2 separate regions of the Mus musculus genome follow, and region 2 is linked to region 1. A link is a loop called in an ENCODE intact Hi-C map of the cell type or tissue named here. Cell type or tissue: left cerebral cortex. All regions are shown on one strand. Each heading gives the region's core, and the rest is flanking DNA. Links, peaks and the distances in the headings are about the cores only. Region 1 holds the start of Timm50 (translocase of inner mitochondrial membrane 50). Region 2 overlaps Med29 (mediator complex subunit 29).

Region 1 (5,370 bases), core at 260-5,259:
GGTTTGAGATTAGCCTGGTCTACACAGTGAGCTCCAGGACAGCCAGGGCTACATAGAGAGACCCTGTCTCAAAAACAAATAAATAAGAAAAAAAAAAGATAAAACAAGGGGGTTGGCCTCTCCAGTTAAAAGAACAGACTTACCCATCTGCCTAGCATGAACAGAGCGGTCAGTGCTTGTACATGCTGTCTGCAGACCTCCCACACAAACAGGGGCCTTTCGGACCCACAAACGTCACCTTCTCTAAGAAAAGGTCCGGTAAAAACCACAACTATTCCACTATCGAATTTATTGGAAGTCCCTTAACAAACTCTGGTAGTCGGGGTGTGTGGAGAAGCAGGGCAGAGACACAGACACAGACACAGAGAGACACTGTTTTGGAAATGAGGCATGGGTTGGAGTAGGGACTTGGGGATTTAAAAAAAAAAAAAAGGTGTTATAAAAGAGTGGGGTCAGGGGCTGCAGATGCCAAATCTAAGGCACAGAAAGCCCTGTGTCTGGGATGGACTGCTGACGCTCCCTGCCCCCATCTGTCCCTGACCATCTGCTCCAGGGCGGTGGGGCCGCGAAAGGGAGCTTTTGTCACGTCTGTCCCCTGAGCCATCTAACTGCCACACCTCGGATGGAGGAGGGGTTGGTGTATGAGACAGGCCAAGAGCACTCTACAGGAATAAACAGAGCAGCAGAGGTGGGAAGGAAGCCCAGCTCTGTGTTTAATCACTCACCGCTGTCGAATTCATCAGGAATCTGGGGAAAAAAGGAAAGGTTTGAACCGGCAGAGGCAGGAGCCCAGCACATTCAGTCTGCGAGTTCCAGGCTGAGTCCCAGAGAAGAAGGGAGAGGCTCAGTGCAGACTATAGAGAGCCTGACCCAATGGAAGGCAACCTGCCCCGCACCCTCACAGAACCGACCCCTCACACCTCTGCCTCTCACTCTCCTCACCTTGGTACCATTTTCATCCACAGGGTTGTTTCCTGCCAGGGAAGGAGACAAGAGACAAATGAAGAAAACTGGAGCCTTGGAGCAGTGTCTACTGGGTCTGGAGGGGGGAGGAGAGTGAGGGGTGGGGACTCCCCACTCAAAGGGATTATGGCTAGAGGCACAGCTCCTGGATAAAGGGAGGAAGAGGTTAGGGGTCAGGATTCCAAGTGGGCTGGGGCTGAGCTGGACACACAAGGGGAAGGTAGACTTCTGCTGCTGAGATGGACACATAGCTTCAGGCACGGTGACAGGTTATTTCTCCACCAATACGAACCGCAGTCCCTTGTCCCAGGACTGAAACCAAGCACACTGGTCTAGCCCTACTCTTCCCACCATTCCCTTAGTTCCTGAATTCAGGTACAGGGAACAACTAGAGGATAGAACTTTTAAGTACAAGGGGTCGAAGAGGACTTCTTGAATTTCAAGGTGAGTATCCTAGTTGGAGGAGCCAGGTAATGAACTGAGTATGGGGAAAGAAAGGGGGGGTTCACAGTAGAAATCTGGGGGCCAACAGTCAAGGGTTATGTCTCTCACCAAAAATATAGACGATGCTGACAGTCCCACCAGCTCCGAGCAAACCGGCGATCCAGAGCGCAATTTTTTTGGCATAGCTGGGACCCTCGGAGCCTGGCTGGTGCTGTGGCCCCTGGGCCTTGGAGCCCCCACGGTTGGCAATTTCAGTGACCTGAGTGGAGGGGGATGGAGGAGAGGTCACACAGAGAGAAATAACAGAATACTTAAATTTGTCCAAGCAGCCTCAAGATCAAGAACCAGGAAGTGGACATCCAGAGCAGAAAACTGTGTCCCTGAAGGGGTGAGTTCAGAGGCTGCTCCCCTCAGACAGTCACAACTAAACTGTCTAGAGAATCACAGGGGTTCAAGAGCTGAAAGGGCAAATTGCTCAAGGTCTTGGAAGCAATAGCACTGCAGGGTCTGGAGCCAGGAAGAGTAGGGCAAGGAGAATAAGGGATGGGTGTGTGTGTGTGTGTGTGTGTGTGCGCGCGCGCGCTAGCACAGAGATGTCAAAACTAAAGGGACAGAGGGCACCCAAGGGACAGAACGAACAGTTAAGATATCCGGATACCCAGAGCCCAAGATGGAGGGGTTTGGAAGGGAAGGAAGCAAGAGCGAGGAGAGGCAATCTCCTGTCTGGGACTTTGGGAACGGAAAGTCATGGACTTGGAGGTCAGAATGGCTAGGCTGGAACGGACGGCAGGCTGGATCCTTCCTGTTCCTCTCGCTCAAGGAGGCGATTGAAATGTCACTGGGACAGACCCTGGGTCCCTAGCGCCCTGGGCCCCACCCCCGTCAAGTATCACCTGAATGGTCACCGAGATCAGAACAGGTGACCTCTCCCGGCACCCACGTGGTTGAGACCTGGGCTCCAGGGGATGCACTCCGGGCCTCCATAATCCAGCCCCGGGGGAGCAACTGTGGTCCACACAGGAAGCATGGAAACATCGAAAACGCGGGCTCCGTCCCATTCAGCACCCTGAGGTGCGGTCTCCCAGACCCGCCGGGGTTGCCACCAGACGCCCAAAACTTTAGAGAGAAGCCCCATATCGGGGCGCGCGTCCCGGCGCCGCTCACCTGCTCGGGAGTGCGGGGAGGTGGCGGCGCTAGCCGCGTGCACAGCCCCCGCGCGCCTACCCGGAGCCCGCTCCGCAAGCGCGAGAACAGAGCCGCCGAGGCCGCCATCTTGCGCTGACGCCACGCGGCCCCGCCCACTCGCTCCCTCTCTCCCGCCCAGGCGAGGACTACGACCAATGGGATCGCTGAGGTAGTGCGTGTGGACAGGAACCCGAGAGGGACAAAAAGAACTGGGCGGAGTACCTTTGGTGCGCTCCTAGTCGGTCTTTCCTCTGGCTGAGCGCGAAATTGGAATACTGTCATCTGGCACCACGCCCCCTGGGGCCCTAAGGACCGCCACCATCCAGTCGCTCGGACTTTGCCTTTCACCTCCCATCGTTAGAAATGGACAGAGGCCCAAAAAGTGAGCTGACCCAGCATCCCTCAGTTTTTCTCACGTGGACCAGGAGGCTGAACCAGTCTTCTTTCCCGTCTCCAGATCTCTTTTTACCCCTAACGCCGTGAGTTTGTAGAAAGGACTGGAGTATCTTTCCTTTGCCCAACCACTCATTTGGATCTACCACTCATCTGGATTCAACCAAAGGAACGTTCCGTGCTGACTTGTTTAGGCTTTAGAGTGATTAAGAAAGCAGTGAATTAGGGGTGCGGGAGCCACCATGAGTCTTGCCCAAGTTGTTTTCTATTTGTTTGTTTATTCATTCCTTTATTTGTTTAATCATTTATTATTCACTCGTTCATTCACTCATTTTAAATGTATGAGTGCACTGTCTGCAGGTACAATTGCATGCCAGAAGAGGGGATCATATCTCTTTATAGATTGAACTCAGACCCTCTGGAAGAACAGCCAGTACTCTTAACCGCTGAGCCATCTCTCCAGCCCCCACAAGTTGTTTTCAATGGGAAAAAAAAAGTCAGATTTTTACACTTAAACTTTAAAAATCCAAAGTACTGCAGGGCATTGGTGGCACATGCCTTTACTCCCAGCACTGGGGAGGCAGAGGCAGGCAGATTTCTGAGTTCGAGGCCAGCCTGGTCTACAGAGTGAGCTCCAGGACAGCCAGGGCTACACAGAGAAACCCTGTCTCCAAAAAAAGACACCCACCCACCCACCCAAAAAAATCCAAAGCACTAAGATAGTAAAACTACAAAGTTGGGCAAAGGAAAGCCACACAGAATTCAGAGCTGTTATTTCTGGAGTGGAATGAAATGGATTGGGGTGCTGCTTAAGTGTGCTCAGTCAGCCTCATGCCACAGGGCGTGGTCAGAAGACAACTTTCAAGAGTCGGCTCTCAGCTTCCACCGAGAGTCCAAGGAATCAAAGTTGAGTCATTTGAACTAGGCTGTTTTCCTCACATTAACTTGGGTGAAAATGCCCGTGGTCAAAACACTGCCTTGACATGGTAAGTCTTGTTTGCCTTATATTGATATAACTGTGTGGAGGGAACATAGGTATTCATGAAATATATCTTCATTTTTTAAAAATTAGGTTTTGGGGTTTTTTTGTTTTTTGTTTTTTTTTTTTGGTTTTGGTTTTGGTTTTTCGAGACAGGATTTCTCTGTATAGCCCTGGCTGTCCTGGAACTCACTTTGTAGACCAGGCTGGCCTTGAACTCAGAAATCTGCCTGCCTCTGCCTCCCAAGTGTTGGGATTAAAGGCGTACACCACCACGCCTGGCCTAAAAATTAGTTTTATCAAGTTGGGGAGTGGTGGCACAGATTCTTTTTCTAGATCTAGGTCTTAATTGTTCCCTTGTATTTCACCATAGGCTGGGTAAGTTCTGAACAGTCCAAAATCCATTCTTTTTTTTTTTCTTTTTTACTTTTTAAAAAAAGATTTATGGGGCTGGTGAGATGGCTCAGTGGGTAAGAGCACCCGACTGCTCTTCCGAAGGTCCAAAGTTCAAATCCCAGCAACCACATGGTGGCTCACAACCATCCGTAACAAGATCTGACTCCCTCTTCTGGAGTGTCTGAGGACAGCTACAGTGTACTTACATATATTAATAAAATAAATCTTTAAAAAAAAAGATTTATGTATTTGTTTATTTTGTGTGAGTACATTGCTGTCTCCATTAGCCACTCCAGAAGAGGGCATCAGATTCTATTACAGATGGTGTGAGCCACCATGTGATTACTGGGAATTGAACTCGGAACCTCTGGAAGAGCAGCCAGTGCTCTTAACTGCTGAGCCATCTCTCCAGCCCCCAAACTCCATTCTTACCTGTTACTTTTTACAGACTGGCTTTCTAAAGCCATGGTGCCACACCTACTTTGTAAAGCACTCTTCATTAAGCTGTGTCCCAGCTGAATTGCTGAGTATACCTGTCCACCCCCACCCCCCATAGGGTCTTACTATTTAGCTTTGACTGTCCTAGAATCCACTCTGTAGACAGCACAGAGACCCACCAGCCTCTGCCTCCCAAATGCTAGGATCAAAGGCATGTACCACTGTGCCCTGCCCTCTGAGGCTCGGGTCCTAAGGCAGTTCTTAACCATATACTGCAACCCTTTAACACAGTTCCTTATGTTGTAATGATCCCCAACCATAAAAGTATTTTCATTGCTACTTCATAACTGTAATTTTGCTAGTTATGAAACATAATGTAAATATCTGATATACAGGATATCTGATGTGACTCCTGTGAAAGGATCGTTCGACTCCCCCAAACATGTTTACTCCCCCCAGGTTAAGAAGCACTGCAGTAAAGGGGCTTGTTGCCCTCAGTGAGACTTGCTCAGATAAGACATGAACCTGTGATCGTCCTCCCCAGGTCTAAGTAGCTTGGGTGACAGGCCTGA
Region 2 (5,337 bases), core at 338-5,337, 75 kb after region 1:
ACACCTGTCACCCCATGGTCTGTTGTCACCCAGAGTGTGGTTTTAAGCAGTAAGGCTTTGTATCCTGGGTGCCACGCCTACCTGCATGTGGTGTGTCGACATCACCCCAAGGGGCCAGCTATACTTGTCTCCTTGAGCCACAAACTGCCATAACCCAGCCAATGTATAGTGAGCCCCTGGCTGGAAACTGACGTGTTCTGCCTTGGACAGGATCAGTGTTTTCAGTTTTAGGCCAGAACACTAACGTTAACAAAGAATGGTGAAGGAGATGTGCGCCCGGTGCACAGATGACAAGACCCGTGAGTCTGATGCAGCACTTTGGGACCCAGCTCATTGCTAACCACATAGGAGTCTAGGGATTGCTGAATGAAGGCTTGGCTTTTCTCTTTTGGCTGAGATGAGGTCTTATGTCACCCAGAATGGCTTTGAACTTGCAGTTTCCTTGCCTCCACCTCAAGACATCAAGGCATTTTCTAAGTATAGTTAAAGTCCATGGTGGTACAGCCCTATAGTCCTAGGACTTGGGAGCCAGAAGCAAGATTTCCAAGTTCAAGACTAGTTTGAGCTACACAATGAGACCCTAACTCAAGAAGCAAGATGAATATGGTGATGCACTGTAGTGGCAATTTTGGTTTCTTTTAAAACACAGAAATATAAGAACGTTTCCATTTTAATCCTAGGGGTGGGACATGGGGGCTGCTTTGGACTGTTTGAGGCAGTGGACTATGATTTGCCTCGTGCTCTAGCAGAGGCATGGCTTAGCCATCTACAGATAGTTTCTGCGACTGTGTGATGTTTGGAATTCTGGAACTTTTCAGATGGCATAGAAGTGGTAGAGCCCAGACAGGCTTGGTGGGTAGTTGTTGATTGTTTAGGGAGGTTGGCTGCGGTTTGTTAGTAGCCATGGTCAAAGACAAAACAACCATGGTCAAAGACGAAACAAAAGGAAAGAAATCAGATTCAGAGGTTTTCTTAATTCCTCTCTGCCTTGTTTATCCAGTATTAGGAGGTAAAACTGGGTCGGGGAGGGTAAAGGGTAGGGGAAAGAACCACAGTGCACTGAAGACCAGCTAAAGTGCACACCTGCAACCAACACGTGTACAGCAAAGTGGGAGCGCCTAAGCCGGCCGGTGTGTGCAAAGGGCCAAGCAACAGGATGGCAAGAGAACCTCCGTGCCTGAAAACAGGAGAAACTGTGGCCTAAAAGGCTTTCTCTATCTCCACACAGGCACCCCCTTCCATACACCCTGTACGTGTAAGCAAGCACTCCCCACACACTCACACGATATAATCACAATACTTGGCAAGTAATAGCAGGTAGGTTCTGTTCCATGGCAGCCTGGACTATACTGTAAGGCTAGCCCCGGCTATGGAGTGAGAGACTGTCTCTACAACTCCAAATGAAAAGAAATGAGGCCCATGATCAAACTGGTGGAACTCGCCTTCCCTGCAGAAAGACCATGCAATAGTCAAGCTAGGCAGGGAGGAATGCCTGAACAGTGTATACATTCTCATTTTGATCATTTTCCACTTTTCCTAGTGTGATGATCTGGGTTCCTGTACATCATGGAGGTCTCCACAGTCTCTGGGACTTTTGTAGACACAGGAACCTGGTGACATGGGAACCAGGGCCCAAAAGATATGGGGTGGGGCAGTTCCCTAACCAGTCTGTCACGCTAGCCTTTCCACTGGCAGCCGGGCCTGGTTTGTAGTTCCATCCAGCACTTGTCCAGGCCCACAGGCTGGGGCCTCCCCTCCCTCCCCAAAGCCCCCTCCCCAGGGCCTGTTTCCCGGAGGAGCTGGGGTCTTCCCCAGAATCCATGATTCACTCAAGCTGGGGCCTTTTCACTTCTGCTTTGGAGCTAAAAATATAGAGACCAAGGAGTCTTGTTGAGCAGGCCTCCCCACACATTGCACAATATCCCCCCTCGGCCCCTCCCCAGAACAGCTAGAGAGCTCTGCTGACGCAGGGTCCAATGTGGACCCAAACTTCTCCTAGGTTGTCTGTGCTGAGGTCAGGGCTTACGTTCACGCGCTGCTTTTGTGAGCCAGAAAGTCCCTTCCTGTAGCCCTAGTAACCCAGGCATTTTGGTTCCTCTTGTATAATACGATCCCAGTTAGGTGTTGGGGGCAACAAAAGGGGACTGATTGAGATAGGATGGCAGGACTGGAAAAAGGTGGGTTAAAAGGAAATCCATACACTGGGACAGACTGAGGAAGGTCTAAAGGGCTCAGTTAGTGCTAACCCAGGGCCAGGTGGGGAGTCAGAGTCCCCAGAACAGAGGTAATCATCGGCCCAGTGGGAAGGTCCACTCCAGGTTGGGGAGCAGCGTGGGTGGAGGCAACAGTGGTGTGGTGGTGGTGGGGTTTGAGGTCTGTGCTGTCTGCAAGACTCTGCTGCCCCCTGCTGGTTTCAGCTGCATTACTGTGGCACGGACAAATCAGCAACAGGAACCACCTGTTTTGCCTCAGGCCATACTTCATTCTCTGCCCCTCCCCGAAAGACCTCAGAGGCTGCCCCCAGGGCCAGTAGAGGGTGCAGTAGTCTTTCCAGTGACCTTGTTGGCACAGTCCAGCAGGGCAGTATGAATGTCTTTGGCACAGGTGATCTGGGCTTTGATGACAGCCAGGTACTGTGGGTAGGGCAGACTGTCTGGCTGCACTGCATCTGGCTTTGTGGCTGTGGGTACCAGTGTTGGAGAGTGTTTGGCGCTGTCACAGCTCTGTGAAAGGCACTCGTGGGCCAGGCGCTGTGGAAAAGAGAACAACAGCATCACTTTCCTGGATGCAGCCTCCTCTCCCCCCAACCTGGAGCTAAACTGATGGGCAGCCAAAGTCAGACTGGGTCACCCAGCACACGTGCCTACTTCTCTCTGGGATTAGGCTATTAAATGTCTTTGCTGCCGGGCAGTGATGGTGCACACCTATAATCCCAGCACTTGGGATTTCTGCAGGCGGATTTCTGAGTTTGAGGTCAGCCTAGTCTACAGAGTGAGTTCCAGAACAGCCAGGGCTACATAGAGAAAACCCTGTTAAAAAAAAAAAAACCAAACAGTTTTTGCTATTCAGTTAGAGATTTGCTACGTAGACAAAGCTGTCCTCAGACCTTTTTTATTAACTTATTATTATATGTAAGTACACTGTAGCTGGCTTCAGATGCACCAGAAGAGGGCATCAGATCTCATTACGGGTGGCTGTGAGCCATCATGTGACTGCTGGGATTTGAACTCAGGACCTTTGGAAGAGCAGTCAGTGCTCTTACCCCCTGAGCCATCTCGCCAGCCCCGTCCTCAGACTTTTTCCTCTACTGCTTCATCCTCCTGAGAGCTGGGATCATCAGTGCACATATCTGAGCTGGTCAGTGGTCTGTCTGTAGGTAAAGATGCTTGCTATCAAGCTTGAAGACCTGGGTTCTATTCCCCAGGACTCACATAGTAGAAGGAAAATAATCACCCCACGATGCCTGCTGTCTCTGCGTGTGCACAATGGCAGGGCCCGACGACAAGAAGATGCAATAATTAAAAAAAAAAAAATTACCCAGGGCTGGAGAGATGGCTCAGCAGTTAAGGGCACTGATTGCTCTTCTAGATGTCCTGAGTTCAATTCCCAGCAACCACAAGGTGGCTCATAATCACCTGTAACGGGATCTGATGCCCTCTTCTGGTGTGTCTGAAGACAGCTACAGTATACTCATATACATAAAATAATTAAAATCTTTGCCTGGCAGTGGTGGTGTATGCCTTAAAACAGAACTACCAAGTGCAGTGGCACGCCCAGTTCCTTAAATGGGTCGGATGGTCACCTCTCCTGCCTGGTGAGAGCAGGTGACAGACAGATGTGTGCCACAGGAGATAAGTGATAACTGTCCTAACTACACCCAGGCTTGGGGTCCACTTAATGGCACTGCACTGGCAGCTGCCTTCTGTCCTGGTTCCCTCCAAGGCTGCCATTCTCTTCACTGCTCAGGTCCCTCCCAGCCTCCCACCACCTCCCCAGAAGGCTTTTTCTGAGTCCTTGCCTCAGAGGTGACTCCCTTGTTAGGAGAAATCGTCCTAATTCAGCCAAAGTAACTTAATCTTGCAACAAAACTCCATTTAGCTGTACTGTGTGCCAGCCTGTAGTAAACCCTGTCCTTCCCATGGCTGGACAGTGTTTGCTGAGGCTAGCAGAAACCTTGATAAGAGCCAGGCGTAGGAGTATAGGATGGGGGTACGTGACCGTACTCCCAACTGAGAGGTGGAACAGGAAGTCCAGTCATCCTTTGCTACATAGCAAGTTGGGCTCATTTTAAAAAATAAACAGTAAAATTGAAGGTTGGTGGCAAGGGTTGAGACTTCGCAGTGGTGTGGCTGGCCGTCCAGTCCTGACCTCTCCCAAGCCCCAGCCCACAATGTGTTACATGAGCTCACATCACCATGCTGCACTCTGAACCTTGTTTTAGTGGCTATGCCCTTATTTGGAAGGTGAACAGAAGTTTCTTCTATAGCTCCGGCAAAATCATTTCATTTATCACCTTTCCTTCCTAATTCCCACCATAGCCCTGGGAACTCTTTCCCCAATAGTCCATCAGTCTTTTGGCCTGGCAAAGCCTCCAAGTTTCTGTCTGTCCCCAATTCTTCCTCACAGCTCAACCAGGAGCCTCCTTGGGCTCCCAGCTCCAGGCTCAGGCATTTTTAACATGCCCCTCATTTCCTCAAGAAGAAATGTCCTCACTTCAAACCCTCCAGCACTCTCTGACACAGGGGTTACATGCAGTCTAATAAGACCCAGCCTACCACAGCTCCGCAGGCTCTACTGACAGGCCTGGAAGTGACTGAGTGGGGTCCTGGGGATTGAACTTACAACTTTACTTGTGTTACAGAAATTCTGCCACTCAACTAAGTCCCCGCTTCTCTTGGCCCCAGTGCTCCTAGCCTAGGCTAGTCTGGAACTTATGGCAGTCCTCCAGCATCAGCCTCTCAAGTTAAGACTGCAGACTGGGCCGGGCGTGGTGGCGCAGGCCTTTAATCTCAGCACGTGGGAGGCAGAGGCAGGCCAATTTCTGAGTTCGGCCAGCCTGATCTACAAAGCGAGTGAGTTCAGGACAGCCAGGGCTACACAGAGAAACCTTGTCTCAAAGAAAAAAGATTGCAGACTGGAACCAACATACCTAGTTCTTCTTTTTCCCTTTTAAAGCAAGATGTCACCCAGCCACTCAGACAGGTCTTGAACTTTGATCTTCCTACTTCAGCATCTTAAGCAGTGGGATGATAGGACTATACCACAGGCTTGCTAGCCTAAGGGAACTTTTGTGTGTGTATGGTTGAGGGTGTATGGCCAAAGGTCAACCTCATATGC

The links. A loop is a pair of places that touch in the nucleus more often than their neighbours do. Peaks named below come from ENCODE experiments on the same cell type or tissue, not always from the same donor. Only the 100,000 strongest peaks of a DNase experiment are listed, where the experiment ranks them.
Region 2: it touches region 1 in a loop (2.2-fold over the local background); 1 of 42 quality-filtered maps calls a loop at or near these places.

Annotation. Positions count from the first base shown.
Region 1 is chr7:28,309,354-28,314,723 of GRCm38, forward strand. It overlaps Timm50 (translocase of inner mitochondrial membrane 50), which reads right to left and starts at 2,693. Exons shown (of 11, transcript NM_025616.3): 1 at 2,572-2,693; 2 at 1,516-1,666; 3 at 943-974; 4 at 726-747. The coding sequence starts at 2,679. It overlaps Gm51445 (a long non-coding RNA gene), which reads left to right and starts at 487. Exons shown (of 3, transcript XR_003946618.1): 1 at 487-1,407; 2 at 1,737-1,795; 3 at 2,732-3,420. In left cerebral cortex, for the core only: a CTCF peak has its summit at 2,879; a DNase peak (open chromatin) is centred at 2,759; H3K4me3 peaks cover 1,476 bases; H3K27ac peaks cover 442 bases.
Region 2 is chr7:28,384,275-28,389,611 of GRCm38, forward strand. Med29 (mediator complex subunit 29) reads right to left here. Exons shown (of 4, transcript NM_026042.3): 4 at 973-2,750. The coding sequence ends at 2,508. Among named protein-coding and RNA genes, the nearest start is that of Med29, 5.7 kb to the right of the region's middle. In left cerebral cortex, for the core only: CTCF peaks have their summits at 2,407 (motif pointing left) and 3,610 (motif pointing left); DNase peaks (open chromatin) are centred at 1,999 and 2,394; H3K27ac peaks cover 332 bases.